Linked DNA regions of Homo sapiens: region 1 is linked to region 2. The links are chromatin contacts, found by Hi-C or POLR2A ChIA-PET in ENCODE. All regions are on one chromosome and are shown on one strand. Each heading gives the region's core, a stretch centred on a gene start or an enhancer-like site at or near the end of the contact. The rest is flanking DNA. Distances are from core to core; before and after follow the strand shown. Region 1 has its middle 19 kb from the start of ANXA1. Region 2 has its middle 71 kb from the start of ALDH1A1.

Region 1 (3,318 bases), core at 152-2,651, 110 kb after region 2:
TGATGCTTCTCGTCTCTGGAATACCCTTTGGCACCTTCTCTATGTGAGTGCTATTTCATGTTTTAAGGCTTACAGTAACCTTTCTCGATGACCTCTATCTCTTAGTAGAAATCACGTTCTCCAAACAGCTATCTTGTTCATTTAACATTTACTATATTCAGTTTTGAATGGTTGTTAAAATTTTTATGTAAATAAAAGTTTTTTGGAATTGTCCATTTGATATATTTAATTTATTCCATTTATTAAACTTGAAGTAGACCTTCGAGAATCAATTATTATTGATTCTCAAAATGCAAATATTATTATAGTTATCCCTTTATCCTAGATTGTTAATTGGTTGAATTATTTGAAATCCTTGAGATAAACTAAAATAGACAGGAATACTTAATACAGAATGATTAACTTGGGTAGATAGACAGATTAAACTTAGCTTTTGTTTAAAAGCTGGAATTCTAAGTAGTCAACATCAGATGAGTCAAATGAAAATTGATACCCATTGTAGAACTAATGAATGGTCTTGCAGTTTAAGTCCTTTCTTAACTCTGTCATCTTTTACTTTGTAATGACTAAAAAGCTACAATTACTATCACAGGAGTCTTCAGTATGTTACCATGCCAAAACTGGGAAATGTGGCTGGCTGTTTCCTAATGGAAAATTGTTAGCTTCTTGGCGACATGAAGAAAAGGATGTTGGGATTGCCCTTTCAGACATCAAAATTCATTACAAAACTTTAGAAATTAAGATACTGTGGTACCGGGAACGAGAAAGATCAAAAAATAGACGGAAGAGAACAGAGAAAATTGAAAGACATATCTATATGTCTATATCTGCACATACAAATATGCATATGCAATCACACATAGTTGATAAATCTCACAAGAAATAAAATTTAAAAGAAAGAATCAAAGTGAATATGGTGTTAGTAAAAAAAAAAGGCTATGAATTTTTGAATACTTTTTCCCAAGGTGGTGACATTCCAGCATATACTACAAACAAAAGAGGCCATTCACCGGATGATATCATCCCTTCAAAAATAAACTTATCCTCAATTTCCTGATTAAAATCAGACATTCTTCTGCTTGACAGAGGTCCTTACTTCCTGTTTTCTCTAGCATTTGCCAAGTGGCTCTGAGGACTTCGGTGTAAGAACACTCACTTAACTGTTCTGTAGTGCTGACTTTGAATACTTGAACAATAACCCACATTTCTAAATTTTCAATTTAAATAATGGTGCTTTTTGTTTTTAATTTTGCCTCATTTTCGAATCCTAAGGCTATTAGAACAACACCAAGATGACAGTGTTTCTGCTGTAACTTCCGTCTGCTTCTGCTTCTCAAAGTTGTGTAGTATAATTATTTCTATAGCAACCAGCCGAGGAAATGCCTTGCCAGCACACAGACTCAAAAGAGAAACATGCTGAGACAGGCTCAGCCGTGGGGCTTCGGAGCGCCTGGAGTTTCCAGCATTAAACGCTACAGCTGCAGAAGCCCATGCTGTTACCTTCTCTCCTCATCCGTTTTTAGTATTTGTAATATTTCTGGCCCTCCCACATCTTTGGCAATGTTTTCTAACGTCCCTCTTCTCTTTCTTCAGTGTTTTTCATAAGAACGGTCCTTTCATTTCTGTTTTATGACGTATAGTCTTCTGATAATAACACGATAAGCATTGTGGTGGTTCTGAACATACAACGAAATTAGAAAAAGTGGAATAATAAATAATTCACTTGTTTTCCTTCAGCTTCATAAGGTTTCTACTAATCTGTTTTCCTTATGGGCCAAACTCTTAGAGAAATTTGATCAGGTGCCTTTAAAAATATAGAAACACGTTCAGAGAACTTCAAAGAATACAAAAAATAATGTATTTCTTTTCCAAAATAACTTCACTTTCATCATAAAACATGAAAAATGGTGAAAGAATCATTTCCAAAAGAAAACCTAAACTTGTCTGATTTCAGGACACACTTTTATCTTTAAAAAATTTTTCCTTACTGTTGTGAAAGGAAAAGAAAAGCTCAGGACCCCAAATTCACTATGCCAAAAGGGAAGAGTTAAACTTGGAAGCTGAGTCATAAAAATAAATAAATAAATAAATAAATAAATAAAACAACCCAAATCTGCCTCTCCTTTTGTTCCTAAATTGACAGCTAATGTCTTCAGAGGGGGCATCCCTCACCCTGACAGTGTAAATTAACAGTTTATCTTCACTTCAAGGGTACAGAAGTGTAGGAAAATGACACGGTGAAATAGATGGGTACTCACTGGCAGCAGTTTCATCAATTCTAGCTTCAAATTGTCACCTAATGCCATTGTTTTATTCTGTAACCTATAGATTTACTTTGTAATGATTGATTCTGTAAAATTGAATTATAAGGTTTATTTTTGTTAAAGTTTTTTTTTTGTTTTTTTTTACTACTTTTAGTTTTTTTTGGGTTTTTTTTGGTTTTTTTTTTTTTTTTTTTTTTTTTTTTGTGACAGAGCCTTGTTCTGTCGCCCAGGCTCTGGAGTGCATTGGTGCGGTCTCAACTCATAGCAACCTCCACCTCCTGGGTTCAAGTGATTCTTCTGCCTCAGCCTTCTGAGTAGCTGGTATTACAGGCACCTGCCACCACGCCCAGCTAATTTTTGTACTTTTAGTAGAGACAGGGTTTCACCATGTTGCCAGGCTAGTCTCAAACTTGTGACCTTGGCCTCCCTAAATGCTGGGATTACAGGTGTGAGCCACTGCGCCTGGCCTTAATTTTCATTTTCAATGAAAGTTTTGTTAAGTTTAATTTTAAAAAAACTTGATGATTCAAGGTTTCATTACACAAACTCAGGTAAAGTTACTGGATGAATGAATTCTTTTGTATACCTAATCCTGTAAACAAACCAGTAAAGGAATAGAGTAGCCTCTATATTTAAAATTCTGTCCCCAATATATGAAACTGACATAGTGCCAATGCAAATTAGCTCCCTTGCTGAACATTTTCATTCACACTGTACACACCACAGTGAGCCAGGACATTTCTTTCTCAGTAAGATGTTCAGAACTCTGGCCAACAACTGGCTTGATGTTTGCATTTTCCATGTGACGTAGTGTTTTCCTTGGTTGACTATTATGGCCCCACCCTGATGAGCCAGTTGTAGCAAGCCAAGCCCCAGCTTCTGTACCCAGAAGATATTCCACCTCTTGCTCAACAAAGCAGCCTTGGGTGTTTATGACACCTGAGGTAATGGTTCACAATCGGGATTCTTTCAAAAAGTACTCTCAGATTGATACTCTCTGTGTTTCCACATATGTCCCCTCCATGCTTTCAGAGAGGAGTCATGCATCCTAGAA
Region 2 (3,391 bases), core at 24-2,523:
TTTAGCTGTATGTTGAAACTACAGGCCGGTTTCTATAATTAATATCACAAGAGAGACAGTGGAACTTAATAGAAAGACCATTGGAACAGAATGAGCCCTTGAACTAACTTAGTCATTTGACCTTCTGGGACTTACTGTCCTTATTTGTAAACTAGAAGACGTTGGTCCAGATTTTTTCTAATAGTCCTGCTAGCTCTAGAATGGTATATATATATACAGTATTGGAATTCCTAGTTTTCATTAAGAACATTTCCTATTTGGCAAGTGTTAAATACCTACCTTCACTCAACACTATGGGCAAGCTGAGTAACAAAAATATATGTTATCTGTTGTGCATGTCAGATATTCATTGGTAAATTACTTGTTCTGATATCTTCTTCAATGATTGCCTCCAACAATAAATATTTCCCAAAAAGTACTGGCGCCATTTTAGATATTGAGCTCAATTTAAAATAAAGAAATTAAGAACCGGAGTAGAAATTCAAGTATAAGTGGTTAGAGGGATAAAATCAAGTGAACTAAAATAAAAATTTATGTTTAAAGTGAAGAGGGACTGTCCCTTTAGTTGTGGTAAATACATGCAGGAGAAAAAAACACAAAGATGTATGGAAATCATATGGGGGAGAATTAAATGTTTGGGTAATTGCTGGGGAATGAAACTATGGCGTCATTCCGCTTCCTGGAAAAGAACTGCTGCTCCCCCTTGCGGCAAGTGTGAAAAGCTGGCATCCTGTTAAAAAAAGTATTTCATTCTAACGCAGTGATACAAGATCTGTTTGAGTTATAGTGACACGCTGCTTTGAAGCGGGAAATAAATGGCATACGTAGGCAACTCAAGTAATGATTCTATCCCAGATATAGGCTTAATGTCACCAAAAGAAAAGGATAGAGGATGTTAGGTTGTGGCTAGAGAGACCACAAAGGCTGACTGTGGTCAACACATGTAATTGGTTAGTCAACACCTACTTAACAAATATGTGTTAAGTTAATGTCAACAATTTTGTAAGTTTGAGAAGAGTCAGTACTGAGAATAGTACAAGGTAATATCAAACAGTCATTTTTCAAAAGTGTGTCACTCAGCTGGAAAGATAAAATATGAAATAGCCACAAGGAGACAGTTAATTACAAGTAGATTCCGTACCATACTGAATGACTTAGAACAGAGAGATTATTATTGTTAGAGAAGAATCGCCAGAGGAGAGAGGCTTTTAATGAATCATGTAGAAAAGCATAATAAGCAGGAAAATAGTCAATATTGTTAGAGTTTTATCTGTATAAACTAAAAGCAAGAAAGAGTACCTAGGGCCAGATTAAACAACCTTGCACTAAGTGCTTTGGATTTTATCCCATTTATTTTATAGATGAATGATTGTATAGATGAATAGAGAAGTGGCATATGGCCAAATGTTTCAGGAAGTTTAATCTGGGAAAATGTATGCTATAAATTTCTCTTAAGTACATGTAAATTTAAATGTTTAAAAGAGGTGTTATTATTAAAAAGTAAAGTTGTACCTCTCTAGTCCATCATTCCCTATTCCCTTACTCTGCTTTTTTCATATAATTTATTACTACCTGACATTATATTATTATATATGTGTTTTCTGTTTGCTTGTATCACTAACTGGCTGTAAGTTTCATGAGGGTAGGGGCTCTGTTGCTTGTGTTTACTGTTGTATCCCTAACTTCTAAGATAGGATATTTGATAAATAAATGGTGGGCATTTGATAAATATTTGTTAATATTATAAATAAATCTGTATTGAAAAACAAGAGGCTTGAGGCAGGAAGAACAATTGTCTGTTTATCAAGATGGTAAAACTTGCTCTTGGAGAGAGGAAGGAAATGAGGATAAAAAAGAGACATTCAATATTTTGAAGAATGAATAAACTAGACTTGATAACTCACTGAATGTGGCTGATGAGGAAGAAAGAAGAATCTCAAATTGCTGAGGCTTCAAGATTATATGCATGGGAGGACGGTGACAGTGGTGAAAAACATTGGGGCAGCCTGGTGTGGTGACATCACGCCTGTAATCCTAGCAATTTGGGAGGCCAAGGCAGGAGGATCATTTGAGGTCAGGAGTTCAAAACCAGCCTGGCCAACATGTGGAAACGTTGTTTGTACTAAAAATACAAAAAAAAAAAAAAAAAATTAGCCGGGCATGGTGGCTGGCCCCTGTAATCCCAGCTATTCGGGAGGCTGAGACAGGAGAATTGCTTGAATCTGGGAGGCAGAGGTTGCAGTGAGCTGAGATCGCGCCACTACATTCTAGCCTAGGCCACAGAGTGGGACTCTGCCTCAAAACAATATACGTACATATATGCCCCTATATCTATATAGGGGCAGTCAGTTGGGAAGCATGTTTTGGTGAGATAACAGATTAAACTTTTGACTCAGAAAGTCTGAGTTGAGGGACAGTTAGAGATATCTGATTAGAGTCCGGGTGACAGGGCAGAGTTGGAGATTTTGCCTTATGGTAGGGATGATAGTTAAAGTCATGAGTTTAGATAAGATTTCTGTGGGACAAACTCTAGATGCAGCGAGAAAGAAGACAGAAAAATAAACCCTATGCCTATTTAAGCCATCTTGAAAACTGTCCTGAAAACCGAATTCTGGCCCATTCATTATTTATGCATTCATCCCACACATATATCTTGAGTTCTGCATAATAAAAATGATATGAGGATTATAAGGAACTCACAACTTAGTAGTAGAGACAAACAAAAAGGGAAGATTCACACACGTTTTTTCTAAATAAATCAGCCACCCTGTCTCCAGCCAACTGTGGACCTACTGTCAGACCTTAGGATCTTTCAAAACAAGCCGAATTTTATGAGACAATTTCTAATACCAAAATATAGGATATTAATTAAAATGTGTGGGCCAAAACAAAACATGTTTGTTAGCCAGATTTAACGTGCAGCCCATCCTAACATATTTGCAATCAGGAAGACAGCCTTTTCTCTACCTTACCTCTTAAATTAGACAATCTAAGGGGAGAATGCTTTTAGTCCCGTGAGAATCAGATTTAACATTTAACAATTTAGTAGCAAGGGACATTTTAGGAAAGTCTGGTATACTGGTAGGTAGGATCATTCTTATTAGTACGTCTTTACTCATTTATTTATTTAACAAATACAGCCTATACTACCTGGTAGGAACTCAGTATATAATGGTGATCAAATTAGAAACATCGATGTTTTGTTCAGGGAAATTTCATCAGATAGGAAAAGATTTAGGGCCATTACCAATGGAAGGAAGAACTCTAAGAGCTGAAATAAATAACTACTATGTTGGCTGAAACTGCTTTAATATTAATGAGAAAGTTGGGCATAGGGAAGACCATTCCTAGTGAAGCATTTTTCTATCTGTGTGTATTGCCTGGGGTGGGA

What was found. A loop is a pair of places that touch in the nucleus more often than their neighbours do. ChIA-PET counts read pairs that join two places held with the same protein, here RNA polymerase II (POLR2A). Pooled maps may share reads with other maps.
Region 1: a loop to region 2 is called in a pooled map, with 4 times the contacts of the local background. The contact joins two enhancer-like sites. A Hi-C loop is called at or near these places in 1 of 168 maps with a recorded cell type or tissue (K562), 1 of 37 single-sample maps with no recorded cell type and 6 of 50 pooled maps. POLR2A ChIA-PET finds 5 or more read pairs at or near these places in 2 of 52 experiments (OCI-LY7 and naive thymus-derived CD4-positive, alpha-beta T cell).

The regions. Positions count from the first base shown.
Region 1 is chr9:73,131,075-73,134,392 of GRCh38, forward strand. No RefSeq gene overlaps it. Among named protein-coding and RNA genes, the nearest start is that of ANXA1, 19 kb to the right of the region's middle. RefSeq lists an enhancer at 1,298-1,717. Within about 2 kb of position 1,402, at least 38 of the 41 ENCODE cell types and tissues checked have a DNase peak (open chromatin) inside an H3K27ac peak, as active enhancers do.
Region 2 is chr9:73,022,443-73,025,833 of GRCh38, forward strand. No RefSeq gene overlaps it. Among named protein-coding and RNA genes, the nearest start is that of ALDH1A1, 71 kb to the left of the region's middle. Within about 2 kb of position 1,274, at least 2 of the 41 ENCODE cell types and tissues checked have a DNase peak (open chromatin) inside an H3K27ac peak, as active enhancers do.